Linked DNA regions of Mus musculus: region 1 is linked to region 2. Evidence: chromatin loops called from intact Hi-C (ENCODE). Cell type or tissue: heart. All regions are shown on one strand. Each heading gives the region's core, and the rest is flanking DNA. Links, peaks and the distances in the headings are about the cores only.

Region 1 (16,629 bases), core at 3,250-11,249, 300 kb after region 2:
CTCTGTAATCAGAGTCAAAGCAAGAAGTAGCAGACACAGAGGCTGTTTCTTTTCAGCAGAGCCTTTCAGAAAAGTTGTAGTCAAAGATCCAATAATGAACTGCCTATAGCTCCTGAGGGAGGGGTGGGGTTGGGAACCTCTCTCCCCACTCCACGGGTGCCTTTGAAGATGGCTAGATTCCTGCCAAAACTAGAATAGTAAGATGTGGGTGGGCAGGCCCGCGCAAATAGTATTTTCTAAAAAGTTGTAGACAAAGGACTTTGCTGCTTCTTTCTGGGAAGTATTTCAGACTGTGAAATGACAATTCAGAAGGTGACATTAGTATATGACGTGTAAACAGAGAGGAGTGAAGTCTGGCACGGTCCAGAGTTAAACAGCCAGGCTTGAGGAGAAGGGGATAATCTTGATGGACAGTGTAATGGTTCGAGCACATAAAAGAAAGAGCCTCTATCTAATTTAGCAGAAAATACTGGACTAGGAGTGAAGGGTAGTCCACAAGGGTCAAGCAAACAAGGAAAAACTTTGGAGCCCATATCCAGACAGTTCTATGTGATGATGTGTAAATTGGCCCCACTTCTGTTTGTAAAGAATTGTACTATTCTGCCAGGGTCATCTGCTTTTGCTCAGTTATCCACTCGTTGGGGGAGTAGGGTGGTGAAAACAGAGTGATCAGCTGTTTGCCCGCATCTCACCGCGGTCATGCAGCAGTAGATCAAGCAAGCAGCTTGCTCAGCACAGAGCGGGCACCCCATGCGCCTCTACTGACCCAGTGCTTCCTTGCTGTTCAAGGTAAAGTATAGTTTGAGGGGAACTGGTGCAAGTTCATTAAGTTTTTAATATTCTGGAGTAAGACACTTGACTTTTGTATAATTCTGAGATTCCACAAAAATATTCCCAGTGCCAGGGCATGTGAATTGGGTCACCAGTCAGTTCTCTGGGTAAGTCTTTTTTTTATTGCACCAGCGATTTAATTGCAAAGCTGTCTTTTCTTTAAGCACCCACGCAGCAGTCATTTGCATTAATGAGTTACAGTCTTTCATCCGAATAAGATATGAATTATCCAATTTGGGCACTCTAGCTCCTGTAACATGTAGATACCTGTCATTACCACTATCGTAGACACCATCAAATAATGCTTAATGTGATGGCTCATCTTGTGACTCCAAACTTAGTTACCTCTCTGCTTTTAGCTCTCACTATCTCCAATCCACTGGCTGTTCCTCTGTTTTCTAGACCTTGCTTAATATTTCTACTTTTCTAAATTTTAGTCAAAACAAAACAAAACAAAACAAAAACAACTCTCCCTCCCCCCCCCCCCAAAAAAAGCAGTTTTGGTTTTTCAGCACAGGATCTTGCTAGATACTAGCTTAGATACTGACTAGACTCTAGCTTAGTATGTATGTAGCCCAGGCTAGCTTTTAACTTACAGCAAACTTTTCATGTTACTCTCCCAAAGTGCTTACAATATAGGCATTCACAACCAGACCTCTCTCTTAGTTCAAATATTAATGTTCTTTTATAACAAAAGGGCTTAATTATGTTCACAGAGTCCCTGGCACTACCATCTTTCCTTCTTTCTTCAAGCTATCAACAACACTTACAAGATGGGTACATGCCTTGCTTGACACAGAGGAAGCAGGCTTCGTGGTGCTCACTTTTTATCTAGATGCTCAAGTTGAAGCTTTGTAATTATACCATGGACTAAATTAAAGCTTTGTGCAAAGTTCTCAGATATAGCTCCCCCCCCCCACTTATTTCCTCCTTTGAATCAGAGTCTTATGTATCCTCAAAACCTGTACATACACATTGAAGGATGGCCATGGTCCACCTGCCTATACCTCTGCCAGGATTACAGGCTCAAACAAGTGCTCAAACTAGCTAGATCTCCAGTCCCTAGTAGCAGACTAGGCAGTGACCAGGTTGGTTACTCTAGAACTTTTGGTATCCCACGTTAGAACGATTGCCTTCTCTCCACAATCACCTAGACCAGATGCTCAAAGCCGGAGACACACTTGGTCTCTTTACCAAGTAGCTTTCCATCTACACCAGTCACACAAGCAGCATTTGCTGACGGAACATATGCCTGTCCCTCAAGAGTGGATTGAATCTGAACTTCTGCAAGGTGAGGCCTTGGGAGATCAGTCTTTGGCGGCGAGGGGGGGGGGTTTGTTTTGTTTGTTACTATTTAAATCAAATGTCTCAGGTGGTTCTAAAGTAAAGTCTTGGAGGCGAGAGCAGGCAATGAGTGGCCCCTCCAAAGATTGGGTGTTTTTCTGCCTAAAATATTTCCGAGTGGCGAAACATCTGGGAAGGAGAGAGGGCCAGTGTCTAAATATTTAGTTAGAGGTACAGAGCATTTGGGGACAGCAGCTCTCCGGCACCTGTGAAGTGAGGTCACTCTTGGCTCTGCTGGTTCTGTCCTTCACTTACTCCTTGCCACTGCCGGAGATCACAGGAATGAAAACTGTTTAACCTAAATGAGTCGTCTTCAAAATAGTTTACATCTTAGTTTAAATGTAGCCGACTGTGTCTTTCCCTGGAGTCTTAGCAAATCATCCCTACAGAAGCTGCAGGCGAATGAATCCCATGCTGCTGGTATTACAATAATATAACAACTGGAATAACTGACTTTTAATTGTACATACTTTCCAACAGACAACTAGAATGCTGAGTAAGAAGTAAAATTATGGACCATTAATTAAATTGAGATTTAATATCTTTTGAGAAGGCTCTCGTGCAGCCCACTTCTAGCACTAGGTTTGGCTTAGTATCTAGGGGTGATCGCTCTTCACCTCAGTGCTGAGATTACAGGTGTGTGCCAACACTCCCAGCTAGTAGCAGTCTTTTCTGGACAAGGTCTCACTATGTAGACGAGGCTGCCCTCAGAATAAGTGATCTGCCTACCCTGCCTCAGGAATGCTGGGATTAAAGGCATGCACCACCACCCACCACGCCTAGGTAGCAATCATCATAGAACATGTGAAGTGTATTTAGATGAAAGTCCTTTGATATTTTAGATAAAATTATGCTATCTAAAAATCCACAAGGAAATGCCTAAAGAAGTTCCTGATTAAAGCCACTTAATGGGCAATTTAATGGAGGACGTATTGCTTTGTGAGTCTTCCCACCCTGCCAATTCCTCCATGGTCCTCACCTCAGCCTTAAACTGGTGCCTGGGTGGTTACCTGCCTCAGCCTTCCAAGGGCTGAGATCATTCCAGCACCATTGTGGGTTTTTGTTGTTGTCCTTGAGTAGATGGGGTTTTTCTGTGTAGTCCTGGTGAGTCTTGAACTCAAGAGATCTGCCTGCCTCTGTCTACCAAGTGCTGAAATTAAAGGGGTGTACCACCACGCTCTACTTCCTAGTGTGCCAAGTGCAAAACATTGCATGTCTAAAACTTTTTTTTTTCTTTTTTTTTTTTATTTATTTTTTTCCATTTTTTATTAGGTATTTAACTCATTTACATTTCCAATGCTATACCAAAAGTCCCCCATATCCACCCACCCCCACTCCCCTGCCCACCCACTCCCCCTTTTTGGCCCTGGTGTTCCCCTGTACTGGGGCATATAAAGTTTGCAAGTTTTTTTTGGTTTTTCGAGACAGGGTTTCTCTGTGTAGCCCTGGCTGTCCTGGAGCTCACTCTGTAGACCAGGCTGGCCTCGAACTCAGAAATCCGCCTGCCTCTGCCTCCCGAGTGGTGGGATTAAAGGCATGCGCCACCACGCCCGGCTCTGCATGTCTAAAACTTAAATGCAAATCCCTCCTTCCAATTTTTTTTCTTTAAATTCTATAAGGAAACCCGCCTCTCATGCGAAATGCTTCCTTGTGCATCTTCCTCTGCACTTCCAACCACAGCCAGATTTTGGGGGGCCAGTTTTAAGTTGGTACATAATGAACACACCTGAATTTTAATGTGCAGATAAGTTTTATCAAGATAAAATCAGTCTATGAATGCTTCCACTCAGTACCCTAGCATTTAGCCTGACTCACCTCTCTTCAGTTTTCCTGTCTTCCCTAACTTGCCAAAATATTTGCATCTGCACTCTTCTTTTCAGGTCTCACCTCATTAGCTAGCTTTCCTGAGCAGGAACTATGAAATAGCCCTTCCCCAGGTCCCGGAATTTCCTGTTTCCTCTGTCCAATTTAAAAAAAAAAAAACAAAAAAACCCAGCTTTCCTCTGTGCCACGTAACGTACATTTGCTTACTGTCAGGATCCTCCTCTAGAACGTGAACTGTGAGGAAGCTTGCTTTCCCACAGCTCCAGTACCCCAGAATAAGATAGGCTACATAACTATCTGTGAGGGAATTCAGGGGACTCTCACCTGGCAGGGTTGTTGACGCCTGTAATCTCAGCATTTAGCACGCTGAAACAGAAGGATCCTGACAAATTTAAGGTCAGAGTCAGGTCTATAAAAGCAAGACAGAACAAAACAAGCAAAAACTCTTCTTTTAAAAAAGTCAGAGAGGCTGGAGAAATGACCCAGCAGTTAGGAGCACTTGCTACTCTTGTGGAGGACATAGTTTCAGTGCCAGAGGACCCAATCCCTCCTTGGATGCGTAGGCATCCGGCACACACTGTGTACATTCATACATTCAGACAAAGCACTCATCCACCTAAAAAGCAAAGGCTATTGCTCTGTGTGTGTTCTCTCCCCTAGTTAAAGTAGTACCTAAATTTTTCAAGTGACAGTTAACCAAAGGACTGCTGTTGGTTGAAAAGACATGCTTTGAATCATTCTTGAGCCGTTTTAATTTACAATGAGACCTCAATGGAGGTTAGGATGCTCTGAGAGATGCTCCAACCCCCCCAGTTCTGAGTGCTTTAATGAATGGTAACACACGATTACAAGGCAGAAGCCAAGGACAATCACAGAAAACTTCTGCTTGAAAAGTTTACATCAACCTTTGTAGCCTTATATCAGGTGAGTAAGTTTAGCTCTTTTGTCAATGACACCTATTTTGTGTAAACATCATTGTTACAAATTCTGACACACAGGGTCCAGATTACCTCAATTCTTTTTAAAGGAATTTCTTAATATTCCCAGGCTCACAGGTTTTGATATGAAACACCAGATGGCTTCTTGATCCTGCTCTTTACATATCCTGGTCTGTACACAGTCAAAACGTACCAGACTCCACAGAATAAGCTGTGGTTAAGACACCCCACCCAAAGGAAGATGGTGAATCTCTTTCCCCGCCAACCAAGTTTGCTCAGTCAACCTTAGGAAAGGGGACTGGTGTCAGATCAGAAACTGCAGAGTAAGAGCCATATTTAACTGTCATCCAAATAATTCCGAAAACCATCATTTTTTTTTTTTTTTTTTGTTATTTCATCTGCCTCCATTCTCCAACCCATCTGCAAACGGATAGCTCTTACTAAGCAGTTCTGTAAGTCCAAGGTCACATAGAACAGGTTTAGGATGCTCAAGTCTCACCAAGTACAGTCTATTTGCCTCAATAAGCACAAGTGAGATAATCCATGTATGCCATTCTTTTACTTAAGACCGTGATAAAATATAGCTGTTTCTTTCAAAAGTACTGTAAATTTATCTCACTTGTCTTCTAATTTTGATATCTTTTTTTGGTAGTAAAATAGTAACTAAAACTGTTAACAGAGTTTCTAAAAAAAAAAAAAAAAAAGTAGATAACTAGAAAAAAAACTGAGATGTGAATTTAGGCAGTTACCTAAATAACTAACCACTGTTGAATTTTGGCAAACGGCATTTTGCTCACGCAGAATCTCTTTATGGTAAATTAACAGTCATGGAAAGTGGAGATTTTAACCAATTACCCCAAGAAATCAACACACACACACACACACACACACACACACACACACACGCACATCTGTACCTTCCCACTTAGAAGCAGCTGGGAACTTTTAAGCTTGGGAGTATCTACACTTAATGTAGACGTTAATGATACACCCAAGAGGATTTTTCTCTCTCTCCCGAGTGAGCAGGATAAGCCTCAACACATCAAAAGTCAAACCGAATCTTGAAGGGAAGTTAGAACAACAGGAAAGGTGGAGTCTCAGGTATTAATCAGTGGGTGACTTTCCTATAGTTCCCTTCCCTCGGGGTATACAAAGTTTCTACAGTTCACAAGAGCTACACCTCTGCAATACCGTAATAAAGGCAGAGTATGTGCCATTCCTTCTCTCTGCGGGATTTGGAAACAGCTAAGCAACCAAGCTCTGCTCCTTATGCGGAAGGAAATGCAGCCTTCCCTTCTCGTGGCTGGCTTTAGAACCAAATTTCCCGTGTAAAGTCAGCAATAGAAGAATCCCAACCTCAAAGAATGATGGGGCAATGTTGAAGATTATATATATATATATATATATATATAATGTGTTTAGACAGTGGAATATCAAACCACTACCACCTGGAACACCAGACAAAAGACAGATAGCCACTGCACCCGTTTCTGAGTGTGCAAAGTTTTCACACACCGGGGAGATAGATGTATTCCAGTAATTCAGAATTCAACACCTCACCAGGACACACCATACAATCTGTAACTAACATTTCAACACAACTTGGCCTACCTAGCAGAATTAACTAGTAGTACCCCTCTCCTCAGGTAGTATACGTCCTCATTAGCATACTTTACTTTACAGACTTTTATTTTCAGCAATCCTCATTAAAAAAAAAGAAAAAAAGAACCCCAGGCTTCCTCATGGGACACTACTGACCGTTCAAGGTTGCCCAGTGGTCTTTTGGACTGGTAAGATTCACTACCTTCCAGTCATTATTATTTGGCTTGGGGAACAAAGGAATCAAATCCACCTCCAAAGGCTGCCCTGTACGTTTTAAGTTTTCCTCTTCCAACCCGAAACCCAGCACTGGGAGGGAGGGGAAGGGAAGCTGTCTCCCGGGGTGCTCGACCAAGACTCTGCCAGAGATGCCCAGCGAGCGTTGGGTGGATCCGAGGGCACTCACGGGGAGAACTCTGCTCGGAAGTCAAGGTTTGAATTTCCCAATCCTGAACGGATTTGCCTCAGCACACGTCAGTAGCTATGGCAGGGTTTCTCGAAGGGTCTTCTTTGCCCCTCCTTCTTCCGCCCCGCCTCATTCTTGGGGAATTTCAAGAGTTTCCAGGAGTGTTACAAGTGCATTTACCAGCACCGGGACTCCCTAGGTGTTTAGGGGACCTTCCCAGGGGCTCCACTCAGCCACCCGACGAGTTTAGGCAGAGAAACCGTGAAAAGGCGACTGGGAGGGCGCGGGGGACTTCAGACTGACAACTTTAATAAAGTCGCCCACTTGCTTTCTGACCGTCGGGCCGCGAGCCTGGCCTCCCCTCCCCCCCTCCGCAGCCAGCCGTCTGGACCGCGAAGCTGGGAGGCTGCGGGAAGCGCGAACGGAGCCCGTGATGATGCTAAGACTGGGCAGGAGGGGCCCGTGCCATCCTCTGCCCTAAAGCTTTCACTTCACAACGACTCGGCCTGGTCTGGTACAGAAAAAAAAGCCCTTCAATACAGACCCACCCTGATACTTCGGTGTGGATTTAGGCCGGTCAAAGTGCTTTACAGAATGTGTTACCAATTAAAAATAAAAGCTTTAAGACGGACCCCCTTCAAGCTGCACGTTAGCATCATTTTTGCTTAGTGCTTTGCACCCTCTGATGGCTCCAATTCAAAACTGTCCTAACAGCTCTGAAGTCACTACAAGTCCGGGCACGCAGGAGGAGTTGGGGGTGGAGAGGGGGCAGCTCTTTCTAAAAGCGCAGCTCTAAAAATCCCTTTTCCCCATTCCTTCTAGGAGCTCGCGTTCTAGCAGTTGATTTTGGAAAAGCAACCTGGCACACACTGTTTCTAAACGCCCGTTCTTCCTCTAACTCTCCGTAAGTCACCACCACCCATTCAAGATTTCTCGCGCCCGGAGTTGCCAGCGTGGAGTATTAAAAAAAAATGCTGGCTGTGCAGGCTAAGAGGTTCATCCCGTAGCATCGCACAGGCTTGCACAAAGTACCCACTGTTGGTCTAAAAACTCTAACCGCAGCACCCTGGTCTACGTATTTAGTGGCTTAGTCCTGAAAAGTCTAAGAGAGAACCACGTGGAAGTCAACTGCTGCCGCAGCGTCTCAACAAAGCACTCTGTTACAAAAGGAGTCTGCAGTTTCAAGGCAGTAGAACAGGCGACCGGATTTTCATAAGAAAAAAAAGAAGCGTGTAGTGTCCAGCACTATAGGAAGCAGGCTAAGCAAAGTTGACTGAGGTGCCCCCCCATCACCCCCACCCCCGCAACACCTTCTCCATTGGCGACTACAGAAAAGTGAAGTTAGGCTCCATAACAAAGAACTAAGTTTAGTAACTTGGTCCTTCCTTCACTCTAGTTGGAAAAAGTTTGAGCCTTTTACCTGTTGCACTCTCAGCGGAACTTTTTAAACAAACCCAAATCAAACTCAGCACGTGGAAATGACAAAGGCACTTTGAAGATCGTCGTTCTACTTACAGTATCCTAAGTCAAAGACGCAACGCATTTACAAAGCATAGAAGAGTTTCCCTTACAGAAAGAGACGCTACTAGGTAAAGTGGGTTTTTCTTTTTTTCAAAACTTACTCTTTCACTTAATGAAAGTGAAGCCGGCACGCCAAAGTGGTGGAACTCCTTGGAGGCTGAAGTCAAAGGAAAAGGAGAGTTCGGGCTCTCAGACCTGTCTGTTTAAAGTTTCAAAGTCTGCTGCTGTTGGGTACTTCCCTCACGCCTTTCCCCCAATGAAAGAAAAGTGCTGATACCTCGTAAAAGCGTTTTTTAACTTGGAGCACAGAGCTTTTAAAAGTTTCAAGCCACTGACTCAACTGGAAGGAGGGGCTAGGAGAAAGGGGAGGGAGGAAGAAAAGGCGGGGAGGAGGTGGAGTGGAGGCTGGCGAGCGTGGAGCTGAGCAGGCAGAAGAAGCAACCTGGTCAAGATAAAGTTGTAGTTTCAATGTGCTGACGAGAAGGGGAAAAAAAGTAAGAAATAGCTCTAGATGTACGTCAGCTACTGCGGGGCTGTGACTCCTCACAGATTAAAAAAAAAAACTGTTGGATGGGTCATTCCTTCAGGAGATGACCACGGGCAGTGAGAAGATGTCCCTTTTAGGTCACATTTCCTAAATAATAATGATAATAATAATAATATTACAATAAATAAAAATGGGGGGGGAGACAAGGTGAACTCGTGCAGACTTGTTCTGGGTTGCCCAAGGTGTGTGAAGCTTGAGGTGGGTGTGAGTGATCTTTCTTATGACCTAATTCTCTTCCTCTTAAACCCGGACAATTAACAAAGGAAAGAGGCGGTGGGCATGGGAAAGGCATTTCACAACCAGACCCGTGGAGTGGGATGTCTACTCTTCAGTTTCTCTGCTGCTTTAGGTAGTTTTCCTTATTCTTTTAATTAACAACAAGAAGATACATGTTCTATACTATGAATAAAAATAATATATCATGTATGTAACTCTTGTCTGAAACGTTGATAGGACCTCAACCCAATCTCCAAGGAAGTGAAGATCCATATCTTAGTCTTTTTTATGCCTACAATTTAACATTTAAATCGGCAGGGAGATGCCAGAATTGTCCCCCTCCTCCTCTTCCTTCTAACCGCTGCAGACCAGAGTTGCCAGACACAGCCTGTCTCAAAACTTCTTTCTCTCTTCCAATCCTGTCCCTCGGAAGCACTTTCAGGGAAGAGATGTGGGCCTGGTGACTGCCTGCCCACAGCTTCATGCCTCTCTCATCATACCTGATGGGGTTTATGAAAGCCTGAGTCATATGACCTCATTCCTAGGGTGGGCAGCTCCTTTGAGGGTTCCCAGATGCCCCCCACGAGGGCTTGTGATAGGGCGATAAACAGGCTTCAGCGGCGCTCCTGGAGTTAGGCCTTTGTATAGGCATCACCTGATGGAGCTGAACGTCTCACACTAATGTAAATAGCAGAACAAAGGATGGCGAAGACTTCCTGGGAAACATTTTCCTGCCGAAGCACCCTCTCACTAGGATGACTAAGGGAGTGCCATTTAAAACCTCACAGTTTAAGACCCCAGCATGTTCTCTTACTTTTGAGGTTCCTTTGTCTTTAACTTAAAGAAGGGAAGTAATGTTACAGATGCAGAAACTATAATCGGACTTTCAAGGCTTTATGTCCAGCAATGAATGTGATAATGTGACATTAGATTTTTTTAAAAAAAGATTTATTTATTTTATGTATATAAATACACTGTAACTCTTCAGACACACCAGAAGAGGGCTTTAGATCTCATTACAGATGGCTGTGAGCCAACATGTGGTTGCTGGGAATTGAACTCAGGACTTCTGGAAGAGCAGTTAGTGCTCTTAATCACTGAGCCATCTCTCCAGCTCCTAGAGTTTCTGTTTTTGTTTTTGGTTTTTTTTTAACCTTTATTTATTATGTGTATTCATATATGTGTATGCAAGTGGAAATTAGAAGACAGCTTGTGAAACTGGATCCCTTTTTCCATCTCAAAATTAACTTAGATACTCAGCCTGAAAACAGCACCTTTACCACTGAGCTAGCTTGTTGGTTCTTATTAAATTTATTTAGTTACTTTTTTTTTTTTTTTTTTTTTTTTTAAAGGACGAGGTCTCTACATAGTTGTAGCCGTCCTGGAACTCGAACTCACAGAGTTCTGCCTGCCTTTGCCTCTTCAGCACTGGGATTAAATGTACGCACCACATGCCTGGCATATTAAATTTATTTTTAGTTGATAAAACACATAAGAATTGTATGTAATGTTGGGGGTTATGTGATGTTTTGATACAAGTGTAAAGTTTGTGGTATAGAACTCAGCATAAGCAATTTGTCAGTTGTAATATTTATTATTCTCTATGGGAAAATATCCAGACTTCTAAAGAATTGTTTTTAGAAGCAAACAATTCATCATCCACCCATAGTTAGCTTACGCACATTTATAGAACCTCAGTAGAACTTAGTGTTCACGAGTCTACCTGTTCCTCTTTCCCTCTTTACTAAACCAAATTTTATTTAATTTAAAGAAAGATTTGCTGGGCATGGGGCACACACCTTTAATCCCAATGGTCTTTGCCTATAGACCCAGTCACCTGAGAAGGTAACACAGTACAATCATCTGAGAAGAGTTTCAAGTAATCCTCAACTGCATTAGAGACAACCCAGTGTTGAGTTAAAAAACAAAAACAGGCTGTAAAGACTGTTATGGAGAGCATCGCAGTTGGTGCTAGAATGGAAGAGAGGTGAGCTATGAATGTGCCAACCTTAGAGAAGAAAGGGAAGCAGAGACGTTAGAGCTTGTTCATGGACTGATAGGTCAGGAAAACAAGAGGCAGGAGGAAGTGGAGAGCAAGTTTGGAAATTTAATTGGGAAAATATTACTAACACCAAAAACGGAAGCTGGGGTGCAGGGGTGCGGGGTGGGGGGTAAGGGAAGGGGTGGAGGCAGCAGAAGACACTATAGGAGAGAGAATCCAGTGATGGAGAGCGTAAATGCCTAGGCAAAGGTAGCCAAGGGGCCTCTCAACTGTGGGTTAAGGTGTTCAGGTTAAAATTTTGTAAAGATTGTAATTTAACGGAAAAGAATCGACAGTTAAAGCCACAGGTTCTAAAGTGTTTGTTAAAAGAAGGAATGTAGGCCGTGAATCTCCAAGACAAAGCGCACAGCTTGAATGGATTTCCTCTAAAGCCCACAAAGAAAAGAATGACAAAAGCCAGTAAGGTCAAGAGGAGAAAGGCATTCAAGATGGTTGGGAGGCGGTTTAGTTGTAAGGAAAATAACACTAGCCTGAGGCTTTCTAGGTCTTTAACTCAGAAAGGGCAATTATTCATTGAAAACAAGAGTGAATGCAGACCTTACAGAAAATGAAGTGCTGAGGTAGAGGGCTGGGATGTAGGAGAATGAAGGTAGTTTCTCTCCCAAGAGAGAGGTGGTCACCTGACTGAAGAGCTGATAAGTAGCTCCTTGGGAATGAAGATGGATCTGTAGGAGACAGAGCTATCTAAGACTGGGAGGATCAAGAATAACATTGCAGTGGGCTTAGATTTTATTATCTTATCCTTTCCTTTCCTTTCTTCCTCTCCTCTCTCCTCCTCCTCTTCCTCCTCCTTCTCCTCCAGCTCCTTCTTGAGTTAAAGTCTCAATATAGATCCCCAGCTTGTCTGCTGCCAGTTTTTGATTAAAGACACCTTTATCTGAGGTTGAGGTTTTTTTTTTGTTTGTTTTAAATTTTGAGATAAAGTCTCACTAAACAAGTTATGACCCTCCTCCCTTATTTCCTGTGTTAGAATGCTGGTGTGAGCAGCTATCCTGGTTTATATTTTCTTCTATCAGAACTACAATAATTTTGTATGGATCAAATTTCAATTTAAGCTAACTTTTTTTTTTTTTTTTTGTGTGTTCTTTTCCGTCTGCAAGGAAAGAGTGGACGAGAATGTGGAGCTTGACGGCTTGCAAATATGGGAATGCTTTTCCTAGATTGGTAGCCAGCTGGGAAGGGATCTTACTGTGAATGCTAGGAGCCAGCAGCTTCACAAACAAATTACACTAGAATCCTTTTCTACATAGTTTCTGAAACCTGACAACTCACCTCCTATTCAATTCCAGAGGACTCCTGTAACTGAAACCTTGCTCCCCATTTATTTAGCTCTCTGACATCTTTGAAAACAATGTAAACGTCAAAATTTGACTCTGTCTAGGTAAAATTTCTATGGGTCTTCCATTTACCTCCTAGTGAATCTGACTTTGAAGCTAAACAAACAAACAAACAACATGTTTATAAAGGGAAGGAAGAATTTGCTTTGTTTTGCTTTGTTTTGTCAAATGGAAAAGACGTTTAGCTGTGGATAAATATGTCTCTGGCTCCATCTTCTGTACAGAGTGCAAATGAACAGCCCAAGAAGCTACTGTGGCAGCTCTCTTAGAGAAAGCCACACCTAGGATCCCTTCCTCCTAGCCCTTCGCTTAATTTATATACAAGTGTCGTTCAACAAACCTCAACTCTGCTTTAAAAAATATAACTGATAAAACACTTGCAGTTTATTTAATCTTTGATATCATTTTTCTATGACGCTCAGTTAATCTTTTAGGATGTTTACATTTAATTATGCAGTAAATATTTACTGTGTCTTATGCCTGCCAGTTGCCAAATGCCAGTGAAAGGATTTTTTAAAGGATTTATTTATTTATTTATTTATTTATTTATCTAATGTATATGAGTACACTGTAGCTGTCATCAGACACACCAGAAGAGGATATCGGTTCCCATTACAGATGGTTGTCAACTACCGTGTGGTTTCTGGGATTTGAACTCAGGACTTCTGAAGAGCAGTCGATGCTCTGAACTTCTGAGCCATATTTCCAGCCCCGGTGATGGAATATTTAATTTTGGACGCAAAACCAAAAACGGTGTTAGGGTGGTTGAGCTTAAGTCTTTTCATTCTCTTAAAAGAATTTTGAAAAAGCAACATATAACCAGAACAAGAAAAAAAAAAAAAAAAGAATGCTAGTTTTGTTTTTCGAAAGGAATCACAGTCTTCCCCTCTATAATTAGGTGGAGGCACTGTTAACAATCCTATGAATAGAAGGCTGGTGAGATATAGCTTAGTGGGTAAAAGCACTTGCCACCAAGCTTAACCACCTGCATTTGATTCCCCAGGACCCACATGCTGGAAGGAGAAAGCAGACTCTTGTTAAATTGGCCCCTGACATCCACATGCATACTCTGGCATGAATGCACTTATATATACATGTGCTAAATAAATAAATTGTAAGAAAATCTTATGAACAACATGTCTAGCCTCAAAATTTTAAATAAATTGTTTAGGAGCAAAAGCTAGAGAGCTAGTTTCGTTTGTGACAAGATCTTATGTCGCCCATGCTAGCCATCAACTAGCTGTGTAGGAAAGGCCAATCTTGAGTTCCTGATCTTCCATGTGCTGAGATTACAGGCACGTACCAACATTCCTGGCTCAAAACTATAGTGATTTTACACACTGCCGGATTTTGATTACATAAGGAGAACAACCTCCTGTTACCCAGATTTTCTGACCACCACACATTGTATTCATATATTAACACAACACACATTTGCATAATTATTGTGTGTAAATTAAAAGTAAAAGTAGCTTTAAAATAGAGGAACCCCTTCCACTCTTGACAGTTTCCCTCACGTTCCCTAAGTCTATTTTGTCTCTGCTTTAAAAAGAAAAGAACAAAGGAACATTTGCGCTGGTCATCTAAATTTTGACTATATTTGGAATTTTAGTCTGCTGATTACCCACCAAAAGAGAAAATATTTCAAGACTTGATTTTAGGTTAAATAGCATGAACATTACTCAACTATCTGAAAGTCATTCAGCACACATCTTTGATTCCACTCTTGAGGAGGCAGCCAGATCTCTGTAATTGCAGGCCAGCCTGGTCTACATGTCAAGTTCTAAGCCAATTAGAGTCACACAGCAAAACACTGTCTGGAAAAAAAAATCATTAGGAAGATAGCTCTCTCATGTGTGTGATACCTGCCATCAGTTCATATTCTGTATGTCCATATTCATCATTGCATCACATGCTGTGGAGATGTAGAAAGCATAAAGAACAGTCTACATGTTGAAAACATCCTTGTATTTAAGAGTGAAAGCAAGTGTATAGTTGAAATAACAAATTCAAGAAGAAAATTATTCAGACATTATTCAGACAAGTATTTAATCGAATTAATAACAAATGAAAGGAAGAAAAGAAAAACAGACTGACTTAACATTGCTTTAAGAGTCAGCTGAGATAAAAATTCCCAAATGAAATATTTACAACGCTTGGTTATACTACCACTTACCAAGGTCGTTAAAGTGCCTTTCTGTTGTATGTCTGAGCTGGTTTTGGTACACAGGAAGACGGACCAATCTCAACTTTAAACCATGCATGTCTGTGATAGACGGCACCAAGCTTAACACAGTTTTTATTTAGTGCAAACATAAAACAACACAATTATTCCCAAGAAATCTCTTACCATAGAACTATAACTTCTTTATGCATTAGAACTATTTCAGCCTGAAGAGGTACAGAAGACTAAAGCTGAAAAATTACTGTAGCAGGATTCGTATAACTGCAAGGTTCTTGTGACTTTTTAGGATTATTTGTGTGTGCGCGCGCACGCGTGTGTGTGTGTGTGTAGGTGTTTTTGGAGATTAGAAGAGGGTGTTGGATACCTTGGAGCTGGAGTTTTAGGCACGTATGAGCTATCCAGTATGGGTGCTGAGAATCAAACTAAGTTCGTAGCTACAGAGTCATTTCTCCAGCCCCCTCTAGTGACTTTTTAATCTCTTGGTGGTTCCTGACATCCATTACGATGAAGTATCTCATAGCATTGTGTAATGAACTCATATACTAAAGTATGATTTTATTTTAAAACTTCCAAACATTTTCAGACCCAAGATATCTTTCCCCAGTGATCTCTGATGGATGTAAGATTTTCTACAGTTAGCCTTCCAGGTTTCTTATTGTCTACATTTTTTGTTGTTGTCTTATTTTGAGACAGAGTTTCACATATCCCAGGTTGGCCTTGTACTCAAGAAGCAGAGGATTATCTTGAACCTAAACTTTTGCCTCAACCTCCCAAGTGCTGCAACACCGCGTGCTGCTTGGGGTTCCACCGTTAGACCAGGATACTAAAATCCTAGACTTCTGGATGAGATCTTGTAAAAAAAAAAAAAAAAAAAAAAAAAAAAAAAAAAAAAAAAAGCTGCCATCCATTTGACTTGTTAAGAAGAGAACAGGTAAGAAATAGACAGTTTCTAAGAAAGAGGAAAAGGGGCAGAAATTACCAAAGGCAAGGACAGTATAGACAAACAGAGCAAAGTAAACCCTGCTGAACACAGCCCCCGAAACACAGCTTCTTGTTGGAGAGAGGGGAAATGGAGGTTTCATGCAGAAGGCGAGCCAGTTGGTCAGAACCTACGGCAGTCCTGTTACAGGTCCTCAGACCTTAGCAAAACAGACGCCATGATATATCATTCAGCCCATAAAACTCAGCAAATAGACAGCACCACCTGCCAAAACAAAAACAACGACCTAATCCATCGAAGTCCATAGTTCTGGGAATCTCAAAATGTATTACCCTTGCCTTTTGGCTTCTGTCGTTCTGCTTCTGGCTAACGGTTCTAATTAACTGATGTATGTCAGCCAAGAACATGGTTTTTGTGCTTAGAAGCTCACCTGAGAAAGGCTCCAGTTACATTGGGATCCCACATACCCAGTGTGGTCCCTGGCCCGCTAATAAAGACTTCCTATTGACTCAAACTTGTGTCCAAGAAGTCTTTTCTCAAGGATACTGCATAGCAGTCCTATCCTCAAAATAAGCCCATAACCCTCACAAGCTCAAATTCCAGTGCACGTATTGATAAAACAGCAATTCGTCTGGCAGACCAGACAGCAGTAGAGAAGAATCTCATGTTGCCACACTATATGATGCAGAGAACAGAAATCAGATGCCATCTCGAGATGAAAACTATGCTTTTAAAACTGAGCCACTCTGAGGATAGAAGTTTAAAAAAAAAGAGGAAGATTAAGTCGGGGAGTCCAGATTTCAGTTAACATTACATCCAGAGTGAGAGACAGCCCTGGGAGGTAGTTTTGTAGAAAGGAGGGCTGGTTGTTGGCAATAA
Region 2 (16,629 bases), core at 2,876-10,875:
CAAGAGGGCTTTAAAGGGATGTAGTGAATAATGCCATCAAAAATGTGACAACTTAAATTTAAAAGCCCAACTAGAAAAGATTAATTTTAAGAGTCCCTTTTAATATTTTTTAATTATTTACATTTATAATTAAAATATTAAAAAGTTAATGATCCATCCAAAAATAGCTTCACTGAAAATTTTACTAAACATTGAAACATTCAACATCAAAGTTCTACACCATCATAAAATTGGCTCAGTATTTGAGAAACACATTCGCTAACTTCACCATAATAACAGGTTAACTAGGGGGAAACCCTCATAATAGTGTCAGTGGTGAGGACATGGGATTAAAGAAAATCCAATTAACATTCTACTTGATAGTTAAGGCTAAACGCTACCCTCCTCTACAACTGAGAGAAGGATAGGATGTCTGTTCCCACCACACTTAGCCCAGCTTACCAAGTCCCCATCCATGCAATAATAAAAAGGGGTGGGGATACAGATCAGAAAGCGAGAAAATAAACTCTCTTTGCTTGTAAATGAAATATATTCACACATTAGATCATTCTTTTCTGTAGAAAATGCAAGAAATCCATTTTAAAAATTCCCTCTAAGTAAGGTTAGCAGAGCCACAGGACACAAGATACAAGATAAACACACAAAAGTAATCTATTACCTACCAATAGTAAGGGAACAGACATCCTCAGCTGCCTCAAGAGTTTTGCTAATCTTTTAGGGAACTCAGCTAAGGTTAAATCGGGATTGTGGCTTTAAAGCTGAAAGGAAACCCATGGCAGGACAGGATGGTGAAGCAGAGGGGGAGATTTTATTAAATATATTTCAATATAGTCTCAAACATGTTCACTAAATAGAAAGAGAGATGTTTAGAAAAATACACAAACTCTACTGTGAGAACATCCTTCCTGTTCACATACAGGGATGGACTCCTCAGGAGAAATCCTCAAAGAAAGACATGTGCCAGTATAAGGAGAGTCACAAAAGTCTCGGCATTAGCAATATACAGATACCATTTTTGGCAGCCTGGAAATTGCATATTAAAAAATTAAGAAACTATAAACACATGCATCTCTTCCTTCTGGTAAGTGAGATTACAAAGTGGTTCTGGAGATGCTTTCGATGGAATTACAATCTAACAATTTTAACCAAAAGCCACTAGGATTTTACAAGAAGAAGTAGTGTTCTTGCCCTGCAAATGGGATTTCTGGTGAGATTCCTAGGAAATCATTTACTGGAAAAGGAGAAAGGCCACGAACAGCTGTTAATCATGTTGGAATTCTTGCCTTTTTGCTGCCTAGAGGCTTTGCCCAGACTCCAGAGTGAGGGAATTTTCTCTGCTTTACATCCCAAAGATTCTTTAGTTTTATACCCTGCCTCGTTACCAACAATCATGCGGCTACTAGAATGCACCACTACAAAGGAATACTTAGGTCAAAACTCAATTTAACATGGATGAAATATACACACTGAAATCTATAGAGCATGACCATATAAATCAAAAGACCTCGGCAAATGGGGATATCATTCATTGGAAGACCACAGTCATCCATACACCGGCATGTTAAACAATACCATTTTAAGGGAAATTTCAGAAAGATGCTTTGTAGCTATGAACAAAATTATTTCAAATTTATATTAAAAGCAAAGGAACTAGAGTTGTAACCATAAATTTCCAGAGATTTTTCATTGAGGAGAAAGAAGCCAATTTCAACTAATAACTGAGCTTTCTGGTTCCATTTATATTGCTTGTTGAAGCAATGCTACAGACCCAAAGAATTTATTAGTGGTGAAAGAAAGCAAAGAATTAGAGAGGAGAAAAATACTTGGTTTATAAATAGGCAATATGACAAATCCTGTGGTGATGGAAATGGCCATCTCTTGCTTGTGTTAATGTCTATATATCTGTGACATAGTGACCCAGTTATAAGTGGCATTAATGTTAAGGTGAATTGCATGACTAATACTGTTCCTTGCAACTACATGTGGATCTGCAATTTTCTCATTTAATTTTTAAAGTAGTGTGTGAAACAAAAAAGAAAGACAAAGATTAGTTTAATCCATCCAGGGGTCATGTTTAATTCTCAAGTACAAATAATTCTCATGTGTACCTTATTTAAAGCTTTATAGTTTACAGAATTAAAGCAATAGTTTCTCAAGTCATCTTTTGAAGGTAGAATAAATCCACTACAAACACTTGAAAGAAATAAAAATAAACAATGAAAACCGGAATGCTACCACTCATGAATAATACCACATTTTAAAATAAAATACCAGGAAACACTGATTACTTCCACAAATGCTACAATAGTTTAGAGTTAAGAAACTAATCTGTGCCCTTTATTGCATTAATATATCAAAGAATAATAGTCATCTTGATTAACTGGAAAAGCACTTCCTTGAAAAAATGTAAGTAAATATTCCTTTTAGTGTTAGACTTTATCTCCCTAAAACCAACTGCCAATATCATACTATACAGTGAAATACTAGAATGTTAACATTCAACATTAAAAGGTCAGTTAAAGACAAAGCAAGATAATTACTAGCACTATTATTGTAGCTGCAACTACTTCGGTTACTGTGCTAAAACCCCAGTACCAAGGCAACATCTAGAAGAGTTTGTTTGGGTTCCAGAGAGTTAAGGACCTCATAACAGGGAAGTCTGCCAGCAAGTGGCAGGCCTCAGGGGCAGGAGCAAGAAGTTGAGAATTCACATTTCCAAACCCAAGCAAAAAAACTGGGAAAGCTAACAGAAGTAAGGGGAGGCTCTAAAAACTCAAAACCCTTCCTAGAGGACTACTTCTCCTGGCAAGGCTCCATTCCCATAGGTTCCAGAACCTTCTCAAACAACACCATTAGCTGGAGACCAAGTGCTCAAATACCAAATACCAAAGTGTTCCACAGTCCTACAGGCAAGGGATTGCCAAAGAAACATGAAATGCTCTATATATTTGCATGCAGTTTGTATAAAATATATAGGCATATTAGATGAGGAAACTAAGAATGCTAGCAATTATTTCTCAGTTTTTTCACCTTTATTTTTATACTAAAAAGAAATCCTGTGTGATTTTTCTTAACAGAGAAAAATGACTTAAAATGTAAAATGATGCTCACCATTTGGTATGTGACAAACATGAAGCTATTGTTGGATATTAGAGATAAGAAAATGTGGTAAATTGACGGCATGTATATGTATATACATTCATACATAGATATTGTCTTTGGGTTTTGAATTTCAAAACAAAATATTTCAAGCTTTTCAGTGAAGATATTCTTAAGAATGGAAATACAGATAGTTATATTAAGCAGACATAATAAAATAGATTTTCCATCTCTATTATACATTTTTTTCACTAGCTAATGATTCTTTTTTCTGATATACACACTAACATACAAAGACATTAGCAATGCATCTGCGTGGGTACCATGTCACACACCTGTAATCCCAGCATGTGATAGCAGAGGAGGGAGGGGTGAATGTTTGTGACCAGCATGGGTTACATAGCAGAAATGTTTTCTAAGAAAACAGAGATGCATGTAAAAAGTATAAATATAACACATTTATAATGGACCAAACCTAAATTTTCCTCTTTCTCAAACACTTAGTAGATATAATTACAGTGCTGAAACCTCCATTTGTTTCAAAATGTCAGCAGTCCACCGAAGCTAACAACAGTCCTGTGTCTGTCTTCCCAGGAAGGAGTCCCAACAGGACAGAAACAGAGGGGTTTAGATCTCTTTAAATATATAACTGTATTATCATCATTTCTGTGAAATAGCGTTTTAAAAATAGACCCTCCCTGCAACTTGTTGCTCAGGAAGAATATCATGGAAAAAAATCGCCATTGCTGTCTTCCTATTCCAATAATTTTCTCCCCCGGCCTTTGGCCCTAATGCTTAGTTTCCTAAAAGGCTTTATGTCTCTCACCTATAAATGTAGTTTAGACTATCTCTGCATTGCGTCCTTTTTCCAGAAAAGAAAATAAAAGCTTAGAAAGTTCTCTTAACTTCCCCCAAACCACACAATCAGTAAGTGTTAGAGATGAGTTTTGAGCAGTAGCATACTAATACCAGGACTGGTTTCCATAACCATCATTTGGTTCTTTAAATCTCTGGTTATCAGGCACCATCAAACACACTCTCTGTGTGTGAACCACTAACCGGTGATGTTGTCATATTATCCAAAACTGTTTCCCAAATGGTCTGCAAGTCATATTCAGGATGACCCACAGACTCTAAATAAATACATTAAGGAATTCAAGTTAGCGGACAAAAGGGGAAGGAAGAAAGACATAAAGTGAGAAGGTCAATTGGATTTATACTGGAAAGGTTATTCATCGAAGGGGAAAGAGCCCGGCTGGAGAAACAATGACTCACAGTGTCTATGATGTGGACAGGAAACTGGTAAGGAAATAAATCACAGTTCTTCAATGAGAATGCTCTTACATCAGTATGAACTGTTCTCTACTTAAGTTCCACATTTCCCATGCCAAATACCTGCATAACTGCAAATTTGGGGATGGGGGTTTTAGTTGACTGATTGAGATAATGTTATGTAGCCCAGGCTAGTCTCAAACTTGATAGAGGGTTGAGGCTGACCTTGAACTCTTGACCCCGAGTCTCTGCTTCCTACATGATGGTATTACAGGCGTGAGCTACCACACCCAGCTTGACACTTCTTATATTGTGATTAAAGCCATTTTTGAAAGTGAGGGGGGAAAATGATTAATGGTTCAGTAGTAAAAGTCAACCTAGTGCGGAACTTGTCTTCCAAAGCGAATTCCGTGGCCTGCCCTTCCCCAGCTTTGCTGAGCTGTACTGCTGATCTTCTCTTAGGCCTTTGCTTAACACGGTGATGTCCAACCATCTAATTTATGTGCACGTGCTTTAAACAGTTTTCCTTCTGTAAATTAGTGTTTGATGAATCAGTTGGTCAAGTATTAAAGCCTGTTTTCCCTTGAATTTGTTAAATATAATGTAGAATACTTTTACTATGTAATCCCCTGTTTGGCTATCTAGATCATTTATGTGAAATAAGATACGTGCTAATTTTATTATAAAACTGTTTGCGCTGGGCGTGGTGGTGCACGCCTTTAATCCCAGCACGCGGGAGGCAGAAGCAGGCAGATTTCTGAGTTCAAGGCCAGCCTGGTCTACAGAGTGAGCTCCAGGACAGCCAGGGCTACACAGAGAAACCCTGTCTTGAAAAACCATTAAAAAAAACAAAAAACAAAACCTGTTTGCATGAAAAGTTGGCTGAGGGGTTAAGAGTACTTGTTGCTTTTGGAAAGGCCTGGGAATTGAGTCCCTACACCTACATGGCACCTCACAGCCATCTTTAAATTGAATTAAAATTCAAATTCCAGAGGATTCAATGCCCTCTTCTGACCTCTGATGGCACTAGGCACACATATACATATATGTGGACAAAACACATATTCATAAAAATAATCTTTTTCTTAAAAAATAAAACCTGAAAAGTCAATCATTAAGAAATTACAACTTTGGTTATTCAAACTAACAGAAATAATATGTAACTTTAATTGAGAAGCAGTAGAAATTTAAAGCACTTTAGTATTTCCCTTCTCAAATTTATTTTACATGAAGTATCATTTTCTATAGCTAGCAAATAATTAGAAATGTTACTATGAAGACATTCTTAGAGAAGTAACTATTATGAAATGCTTTATATGAACCCCACTGTCTAAGCACTTTTATATTTGGGTTTCAGATTCCTGGTCTATTTTCAAACGGAATAGGTGGACTCCTATGACTTGTCACAGTGTTTAAACTTTTTTTTACATTCATTTATTCATGTATTTATTTATTTGTTTATTTACTGTGTGTGTGTGTGTACACTATGATGCACATGTAGAGGTCAGAAGGTAACTTGTAGAAATCATTTCTCTCTCCCCAGCATGGGGGTTCAAGGAAATTCAGTAATTAGGATTAGCAACAAGCAGCTTCAACCACTGAGCCATTGAGCCATGGACCCTGCATGATGTTTTAATTACTAACTTTTATAATGTGTCAAGTACCAGTTTTAGAAAATTACTGACACTTCTTTTTCAGCAGAGAATTTTTTTTTCTTGCTATATATGTGCACATAGGAACCTGCCTCCTTCAGCATGTTGACTTCTTTTAAATTTATGGACCATCTTATTCTGTATTATTATAAGAGATCTGGAAGAGATAAGGGAAGATGCCTCTTGTTCGTTGGCTTACTAATCATTTAGTTTAGATAAAATACAGATAAAAGCTTTGCTCTGTAGTGAACTTTTGAGCTTGTTTTATCTATATTTCCTTAGTTTAGTGTCCAAATATAAAAATCCTACAAATATCAACTAAAATCTCACTAGTTAGATGAGGGGTGTTTTGTTGTTATTTCTTCATTTATTTGTTTTATAATAGTTCCTTAATCATAAGCATAGAAATTATAGCATTACACAGAGAGACAGACAGACAGACACAGATAAAGACACAGATACACAGACACACAGAGAAACACACAAAAACAAACAGACAGGGGCACACAGAACAAAAGGGAAGAAGACAGAGAGACAGAGACACACATACACAAAGAGAGAGACAGAGAGACAGAGAGACAGAAAGTCAGAGATCAACATAGAGGCAGAGACACATAGACACAGAGAAACACACAAAGACACAGAGACACAGACACACAGAGAGCGAAAGAGGAGATAGAAAAACAGAGACACATATGACACACAACACAGAGAGAAAAAAAAAGACAGAGAGACAGAGACAGAGATGCAGAGACACACAGACAGAGAAACACACAAAGGCATGCATACACACACAGACACAGAGAGAAGGAGCCAGACACACACACACACACATACACACACACACACACACACACACACACACACACACACACTTCACAAAGTTGTTTCCTGTTTACAAGATAACCCTGGAGTCTGCTAACAGTCTCCCTCCCTATGGAAGCTTAGGTTTTCCCCCCACGGATCCTCTGAAAAGCAAGGTCATTGTATTTTGTTTTGTTTTCAGCATTTTATAGAAACGGAAACATGTCAGAGTGTCAAGCTCTCTAAATATCTTTTCACTACATGAAAGCAGAGGTGATTTTCTTTTCAGCACCTTAACACACGAAGCAAGCCTGTTCAGTTTTCCTAGTTAGAAGAAAACTCTATCTGGCTCTTACCTGAAGGAAAGAGTGAAAGACACCTGGACATCTGTGATAGTTACTAACAGTTCAAGTTTTCAGATGAGTGACAGCCCCCACCCTAGAAAATTTGAAATCAGTGCATCACGACACACTTCCCTGCCAGCTTATTGTGTTTTGAACAATAGGTGAGGCAGACCATGGGAACCGTACTGGACATGTGTTCTCTGGGAGCATGGGATGTCATTCATATATCCTGGTGGGAAAAGTAGGTGGACAGAGCAGAGTCATGGGCCTGGCAAACAGCTATTTAGGGGCGCTAAATTGGCAGGAGGAAGTTTATTTTCATTAGGAAGCTCCTTTGGAGCTATTTGTACATGCACAGAGAAACAATTTCTTTTGTATGGAATTTTTATAAGTTGCTCAGGTTGGCCAGTGTCTATCAGGGTCAAACTGGTTTACCACTAGCCTCCTATTCTACTCTTTCATCTCTCTCATGTATTTTGTATCTCCTACATGGTATTTAAGGAGTATAATGACTGACTACAAAACATTATCCTAAATGTTTAGAGGTACTTTTTATTCCATTGAACAGATGATCAGTGTACTGGCTAGTTTTCTGTCAACTTGACACAGGCTGGAGTTATCACAGAGGAAGGAGCTTCAGTTGGGGAAATGCCTCCATGAGATCCAGCTGTAGGGCATTTTCTCAATTAGTGGTCAAGCAGGGAAGGACCCCTTGTGGGTGGTACTGTCCCTGGGCTGGTAGTCTTGGGTTCTATAAGAGAGCAGGATGAACAAGCCAGGGGAAGCAAGCCAATAAAGAACACTCCATGGCCTCAGCATCAGCACCTGCTTACTGCCCTGCTTGAGTTCCAGTCCTGACTTCCTTCAGTGATGAACAGCAATGTGGAAATGTAAGCTGAATAAACCCTTTCCTCCCCAAATTGCTTCTTGGTCATGATGTTTGTGCAGGAATAGAAACCCTGACTAAGACAATCAGTTAAACACAACTGTATCTCCAAACCCCAAGAAATATCAAAAGAAAATGTATTCCAATTGTACCAACCCCTGGAACAAAGAGGGGTTCTCAAGGAGGTAGATAGTTGATAATCCGATGGGCACAAATGCAAAAAATTCTTCCATTTCTTAATTATTATTGCAGCAAAGAAAGCACTTCATAGGTTATTAAGTTAATAACTAAAAGAGTTGAAATCCTTACATAAATCATGGGAAAAGTAAATGGTTTTGTTAGATCAAATTAAAATTCCTACATAAAATTAATTGAATTTTTCTAGAATTTCACGTAAATACAGCTATGGTTGGAAGATGTTTAGGTTTATGAGTGTGTGATGTTCCTTCATCTGAAGACTTTTCTTTTTCATCCTGCCTGCTGCTGCTGCCTTATATTTCTATAGAAGATAAAGTCCTGCTGACTTCATATCAGTTACACTGAGCCACTTTACCTTCTATATACTCACGCAGGGCAGTGGAGTCATGTGATCACTTCACTTCCCAAAGGCAGAAAGCATCCACTGTGAGTCAGTGCACATCCTGAGGGAAGGACCCGCTTTCCCTTTCTGAATGCAATTCCATAGCCAGAGACCAGCCTGATTTCTCTGATATTGCAGACTTCTATTTGAGCAAAATGCCATTTCTCCTGTGATCTGGCTTAAACAAGTCATTGCCTTTAGCTTGACTGTATTTAGATTGTTCTTACAGTTGAAGAAGTGGCCCTAGTTTAAGTTTCTATGCTTTAATGGGGAAAGCATTTTCTGTTTTTTTGTTTAGTGTTATTTAATCTCCCTTCCCCCTCTTTTGAAACAGTTCTCTGTATTGCTTAGACTAGCCTCAGAATAATTTTGTAGCCAAAGATACCCATGATCCTCTAGCATCTACCTTTGAGTGCTGGGGTTGGGTTTTGTGCTCTCCACCAACTTAAATACACCCCAGCCCTTATTTTAGCTTTTTAAGGTAGATTTTACTATGTTGGCCACAAATTCATTATTCTACTGCCTCTGCTTCCTAAATGCTGGTATTTCAAAGGTGGACTTCCTAACATGCCTGGCTGGAATAGCTTTAAAAATATTAAAAATCTACACTTTGAATGCCAGTAGTTTTGTGCCTGTTTGTGTGTGCATGCTGGACATTATCTCATTGTATATTTACTAAAGGACTTTTGGGTTGAGTTTTGCTTTTTGTTTTGTTTTTCAAGATAGGATTTCTCTGCATAGCCCTGGCTTTCTTAGAACTTGCTCTGTAGACCGGGCTGCCCTTTAACTCAGAGATCCACCTACTTCTACCTCCCAAGTGCTGGGATTAAAAATTTGCACCAACACACACATGCACAAACATACACACCACCAGGAACTTTGATTTTTATAGTGATTCATTTTAACAACCGCTTGAATATTTTTTATTGTTGAATGTATGAGAAGGAAGTGAAACAGAAAAATTTTAGGTAATTTATTAAAGTCACTATTCTATATTCTGTTGAAGAACAAATATATGATATTATCAAAATACTTATGACATAGTTATTTTTAAATTGGATACTAATCAGAAATACAGATATAAACAATCCTACCAAAAAAATACATTAGCTCACTTATGGGAGCACCTGATTTTAACCAGCTACAACTTTATAAAGTAAGTTTATAGGAACATGTTTAGTGAGGGCCAGAGAGTTTATGAATATAGTATAATTGAGCCTACTCAATGAATCCATGAAATAAAGTCACCAACTACTTTCACAGCTCTAGAGGTCTTGGAAGCTATGACTACATGAGTTTGGAGATCTCCCAAGCAAGCATTGCCTTGATGCTGTTATTGCCAAGGTCAAGCAACCATCCCTGACAGGGTTGTGTATGTTAATCAGCTTTTAAACATTTGAATTTTATAAACTTGTAAAAGGAATACAAATACTCAAAAAATAGTTTAATGTGGGTGTGATGCCTCTCACCTGTAATTCGAGCTACCTTAAAAAGCAGAAGAATCATGCATTTGAGACCAGCCAGGGCTGCAAAGTAAGATCGTATTCATAGAATAGACACACAACACAAAGAAAATCACCACAAAATATCGAACTAGGATGTAATGTTATTATGGATTTTTTTTAAGTTTACAAAACTTAACATAATTTGGGCCAAAATTTCAATTAAAACTTTTAAAATGCAAATATATATAAAACAACTTTTAAAACACCAGTGCTTGGGACATAGCTCTGTGTGTTTGTTGGGTGGAGGTTGGGGGCATCTTTAAGTGGCATACTCAAGGCCATGGGTCTGATTCTCAATGTCACAACCAAAAAAAATTTTTAAAAAAGAGGCCATACATAATCCCTATTTTATTTATTTGATTTTTTTAAATAAACTGGTAAAACTTTTATTTGTTATGGTCCTCAAATCGACAACAGGAAAACACTAGACTATCCCCCTGCCCCCCCCAAAACCCCCCCAAAAAAACCCACTGTTTTATAGCCAAGATTCCAGTCATTGAAGAAAACAGAACTACTGTTTCAGTGGCATAACCCAAACCATGCACTTTACTCTTATCTAAAAGCTTCATCCAAGCTCTGAGCTAAACATGATTTTATATGGAGAAAACCAAGGTATTTTAAATGCCTGATACTAAGTTCAGCAATTTAGACCCTGAACTGCTGAAAAGTAGTTCTTCTGACATTTGTAGAGAAAAGTTTTGAGCTTCTTCTGACCTACTTGAGAGATTCAGTGAATACACAGGCAAGAGCAGAACCACAGAAGAGCAGAAGGCACAGCCTGCCTATAACCTAGACACAAACACAAGTACCCAACAGCTGCTGCATGAACACAGGAAAGCTGGACTCTGAGGTGGTACCAAGACCTCACTGAGGTTTCTTCTCTCAATGGAAGTCTTTTGTAACCAGACAGGACCATGGACTCCTTAGAATGTCTCAGAAAAACAAGAACAGTTAAAGGGCAAAATCCACCAAAAGAAACCATTGGAACCTAAAAATACCTTATAAATACTTATACAAAGTGTTTTCTATACAGGTAACTCCTTTAAATTATGGGGAGAAAATCTAGGTTGGAGTTAAGATTTTTAAAACACTAACAAATATTTAAGTTAAATTAGAATATTAAAAGAGGAAAGGGAATTTTATATCCTTTACAATTCTGGACAAATGTGTAGAATAAGAATGCTAATGAACATATAATAGATTGGTTGAATGTTAAAAGAGCCCAGCTACAATTAAGTTGTCTGTTTTAGTACCTTAAAAACAATCAGCAAAGGAATGCTAGCATGTTTTCATTGTGTGTAGGCCTCAAGATATCTTGAGAAGAAAAAGGCCAATTTGAATTTCACAGATAACATATCTTGATAATGCTTTAAAAAGTCTTAATATAGTTCTGGTTCTAGCCAAGAGTAAAGAAGAAAAGAAACTTTTATTTACCAAATCCTTTCTCATTCAAAATAAAGTTTGGCCTGGGCATGTTGGGGAACACTTTTGATCCTAGAATTTTAGAGTCAGGATTAAGCAGATCTCTGGGAGTTTGAGACCAGTCAGGCGTGCAGAGACAGCGTGCAGAGACAGTTAAGGCTACATCTGCTTAATAAATAAATAAACAAAGAAAAAAGAAAGAAAGAAATGCTTGAATTTTAAAAGATTATCTGTGTGTCTGCATGTGTGTGTGTGTGTGTGTGTGTGTGTGTGTGTGTGTGTGTGTGTACATGTACATGTGTATATGTTATGTACATGTTCATGTGTCCACAGGTACATGCACAAGTGTGTTTATGGAAGCCAATGGTTAATGCTTGATATCTTCATTTATTGCTCACCCAATAGTTTTTGAGATGAAGTCTTTTTTGAAGCACAGTAATTCAGCTGATTGGCTTGACCAATGAGCTCAAAGTAGCTGCCTGTCTCTGCCTCTCTTCATTGCTGGCTACTGGAGATCCTACTTCACATTTTCAATCTTGAATGTCTAGCCCTTCTCCTGACTGAGGAATTACTACAGCTCTCTCTCTCTCTCTCTCTCTCTCTCTCTCCCTCCCTCCCTCCCTCCTTCCCTCTCTCCCTCCCTCCCTCTCTCCCTTTTCTTCTCCCTCTCCCTCTCCCTCTCTCCTTACCTCATTCTTCTCCCCAAGAGAACTGAGGGTCTTCAGAAAGACATCCTTACATGAGTAAAGTTCAGATGATTTAAAATAAGAATCATAGTTTCCTTTTTGAATTATCAAATTAAAAACACAGCAATTCCAACAAAGAAAGAAATAGAATGAAAATTTCTGTCCTAATGAAAACTATAGCCCACAATATTAGTCATGTGAGTTTATGTAAATTTATCTATAAGGGTTTCTGTTTTCTCATATATTATTCTGAAATTATGCTATCTTTCTTGCCTTCGTTGGGCTTTTGCAAACCTGTAAGTGGATAAGTGACCAGGAGGTTTATAAACTGAAGAATCACTGAATAGACATAAGCAGAAAATCAATGTATAGTTGGAGTGGATACAACAACAGACTAGGATGAAGTTAGAGATCTCTACTGCATCTATAGGCCACCTACAAAGGCGGCTACAAAGATGGCATAGGATTTCATTTGATCTCATTACTAATTACACAAGATTCTATTTTGTAATTCACTAAGACAGAGGAATAGAAGAAAATATGTCTATCATTAGACATGAATAAATCCAGAGACGACCTGTGTGGGACTGTGCTGCACAAGCAGAACTATTCTGTATCACAAGGAAAATCTGATTGCCAGTGTGTCTGTCCTTTCACAATTCAGTGAGGAGGCATCACAGTGGAATTTACAATCTTCAAAGCAAGAAAGAACATCGACAGTTTGATAAAATCAGGGAACGCAGAACATGATGAATCTGAGAGATGCAGTCATGCCTAGAGTCACATAAAGTTCCACGGATCTCGTTTGGGAGGAGAGAATTTGTCTTGGCTAAGAAATAGTCCATCAAGGATTGTGTCCATAGCAGGTGCCACATATGAAGTACTTTCTTTGTGTAACTCCTTCGAAAGAACTATGCTGTAGAGAGAATATCTTATGTACTGTATGGATACATCACCTGTCCATTAAAAATCCTATGGCCAATAGGGTACGAAAGGTGGTGGAACATCCAGGAGGCAGAAAGAATTCTGGGATAAAGCCAGGCATGTGAGAATGCCCAGAAAGATGTGTGGAGTTGGATGCATGGTAACTGGGCATAGATAACCAGCCACATAACAGAATGTAGATTAAAATAAATAGGTTATTTTAGTTATGGTCTAGTCATAAAAGAGCCTAGCTATATGGCCAAGGTATTTGTAAAAAAGTTATGAGTCTGAGTCTTACTTCTGGGAGGAAGAACCACATAACTTCTTCACTAGCCTGCTTACTTTTCAAAACACCAGTCTAGGGTATCAGTCTCCTTTCACAAACAAGAAAATATATTCCTAGAGACTATGTGCTCTGGTCTGCACCATCCCACTAATTAGTGGAAGATACAGTCAGTCAAAGAAATTGTATTTTCACAAAGAAGGAAGATATGTTGGAAAGATACCCATTTTATATGTTCTTTATGAATTCAGTCTGGTGTCACACAGAGTTCTATTATACAGAGTGCCTTGGGAACAAACTCCTTCCCACTTAGAAAAGTCAAATATCTGTGACAGAAATTAAACATTCTGAATACTTAAAGCCATTCCATACCCTCTGAACTGTCATAGAATTGGCAATAAATTTGAGATTTATTCAGTATACCTAGTCAGTGTCTTTGTTATAGACATTAACCTTTTCACTATAGTATATTTGCTAAGAAAAAAAAAGAGAAAGAAAGAAAAATATGAGTTTCCACATCTTAAGGCACTTACAGCATTCCTGGTAAAAAGAAATCCACATAAATACAAGTTGATGTTTAATAAAACTCAAAAAGGGGAAGGTTCAAGGGAAAAGGTAAGTAGGAAAATACCTTCCCAAAAGTTTGAAGCTGACCTCTCCTGGGTAGAGACCGAAGAATTTCACTCCAGGTATAGGGTATATATAGAAACAACCCCTTCTTATTCTAGACTGGTATGAGAGGCAAAGTTGAAATGGTCATGGAGCCCTTGAAATTTTAAGTTGGGAAATTCTAATTATATGCACGGGCAATGGAAGAGTAGAAATAAAGGCTCCGAAAAGAAGAGTTTTACAGGAATCCACCCATCAGTGAAAAGGAAGGGAAGAGAAAGAGGGTCCCAGTTGGGGAGTGTTTGTCAAGTCCTACATGGACGTTAAATATTTGGGATATCTCTTCCAGCAGAATGATTGGAGATTTTGAAGTAATGCATGGACTTGACTTTGGAGGGAGGTGTGAGAGTTAAGAGTTTGTTAACTTGACGTAAGCTAGAGTCTCCTAGGAAGAGGAAAATGAATTGATATAGTGCTTCCCACAGACTAGTTTATGAGTACGTTTGGGGGCATTTCCTTGTTCCATGATTTCTGAGAGGGACAACTTACTGTTGCAGTGCCACTCCTGGGCAGCCTGGGCAGGTGATCCTGGGTTTCATAAGAAATCATTGCTATCAGTTCAGTAAGCACAATTCCTCTGCTTCAGATCCTGCCCTTAATTCCTGCCCTGCCTTCCTTTAATGATGGACTATAATGCAAATAAATAAAGCAAACAGACCGTTTTCTCCCCAAGTTGATTTTGGTGTTTATCACAAAATCACAAAGCAAACTAGAACAAGGGCCTTGGAAATATATTACAAACTGAGAAAAGGAAGATGGGTGCCATAGAGGATAGTATAAGCTGTCTGATATGCTTTAATTTAAAACATGAGAAGAAAATACAGAGTCCATGTGAAATTGTTTTTTAAAGATGATTAATTAATTAATTAATTATTGTTGTTATTAACGGGATTTTTGGACTCTAATGGTTAATCAAATGATCTCATTGAAAAAGCAAGACAACTATTTTTATTATGAAATACAATTGCCATATCACAAAAAAAAATTATGAAAGCTAGAACTCCATGCTCACAAATGATTCAAGGAGTGTTTGTGGTGGAGCAACAGCACTGTGTTTGCTGTTTAGCTATTAAGAGCATGTTAACTTTTCCCATTCTGTGAAGGAAAGCCTGGTAGAAGCATCTTAAAAGAGGACAGTTTTATTTGATTCACACCCTGTGTCTGTCACGGTGGAGAAGGCAGGGTAGAGTTCATGTGGCAGAAGAACTCTCATACCTCAGTGGATCATGAGACTGATAAGCCTGGAAGCAGGGCCAGGTAAATGTTACCATACCTCAGTGGCCTATGCTCACCAGAAATACAGTGCTTCCTAGAATTTCCACACCTCCCAAAACAGTGCTGCCACCTGGGAATAAGATGTTCAAGCATATGAGTGTAGAGGAGACAAGTTTCTTTCGACTAGTACAAAGAGTAAGCAGATGGATGGAGAATGAGAGAATGGAGAAGAGGATGTACATGGAGGCTGCCAATCTAGGTAACTCAATCTCCAAACTGGACAGATTTGGAAGGCCTGGCCTGAGAGCCAGAGTTATGCTTTGATAACATCAAATGAGTGCTTTCCAACACTTTTCCCCTCCAACCATCCGCTGCTTGAGACTCCAAGACTGAATCAGGCAATCAGATCTGAAATGATAGAGGCTTATGCTCTGAAAAAAAAATTAGATACAAACTTCTGGCCTCTCAAAAAAGAAAAATTAAGTCAGTTTCCAAGCTGACCTTCTTAATGGTGTGTTTCAGGGAAGAGAGCAAACCAAGAATGAATTAATTTTCCAAAGTTTAAATAGAAGTTCAGGAACTTGCTGACCTGGGTGAATGTCACCAACATGTCTTAGAAGAGAAGCACCAGGGGGAAGTGATAAAGATTATAGATTAGTGTTTATTACAGCACGTAAGTACAGCATTTATTTAGATGGAGGGATACAGTTTTTAAGGATGCTGTGTTGGCTCCTTTGAAGTGCAAAGGTCAAAGGAAATTATAGAAAATTGAGGAAATTGCAGCTGCCATCCGTGGCCTTCAATGGACATTGCTGACCCTTTGTTGTGGACAGAAAGGAGCGGCATGCCAGTAAGTCTTGTCATTTTAAGGCTATTAGGGAGAGTTTGCTCCTAGCACATTGTGGCTGAAGGCTTTGAAGTAGACTTGCATAATATCTAAGAATCTCATAGTGTGAAACAGATAAGTCAGGCACAAAATAAAACACTAAACTCTTAAGTGTTCTCCTGCCTGTGATTTAATCTCTGGAACCAAGTTTGTCTTCTACAAGGGCCACATTCCATCTGCACGTGACTCTTACTGCTCACTGAAAGCACATACAATGTCAGTAAGTTATAAAGTTTCTTATGATTAACACACTAGTGCGCATGAATACCTAAACTGCTCTCTTTCATGTATAAGCACTTAATTCCCTATTATCCAGGTGATAATTCTTTGGCTATACCATTAATAAGAAACAAACAAGCAAACAAAATGTCCTCAGGAAAACAGAATATGTGAGTTAACCAT

The links. A loop is a pair of places that touch in the nucleus more often than their neighbours do. Peaks named below come from ENCODE experiments on the same cell type or tissue, not always from the same donor. Only the 100,000 strongest peaks of a DNase experiment are listed, where the experiment ranks them.
Region 1: it touches region 2 in a loop (8-fold over the local background); 6 of 42 quality-filtered maps call a loop at or near these places.

The regions. Positions count from the first base shown.
Region 1 is chr10:56,369,454-56,386,082 of GRCm38, reverse strand. Gja1 (gap junction protein, alpha 1) reads right to left here and starts at 8,783. Exons shown (of 2, transcript NM_010288.3): 1 at 8,565-8,783. In heart, for the core only: a CTCF peak has its summit at 10,220 (motif pointing right); DNase peaks (open chromatin) are centred at 7,032, 7,342, 7,862, 8,822 and 2 weaker places; H3K4me3 peaks cover 4,248 bases; H3K27ac peaks cover 4,230 bases.
Region 2 is chr10:56,673,835-56,690,463 of GRCm38, reverse strand. No RefSeq gene overlaps it. Among named protein-coding and RNA genes, the nearest start is that of Gm36595, 250 kb to the right of the region's middle. In heart, for the core only: no CTCF peak of the experiment used is centred there; a DNase peak (open chromatin) is centred at 7,413.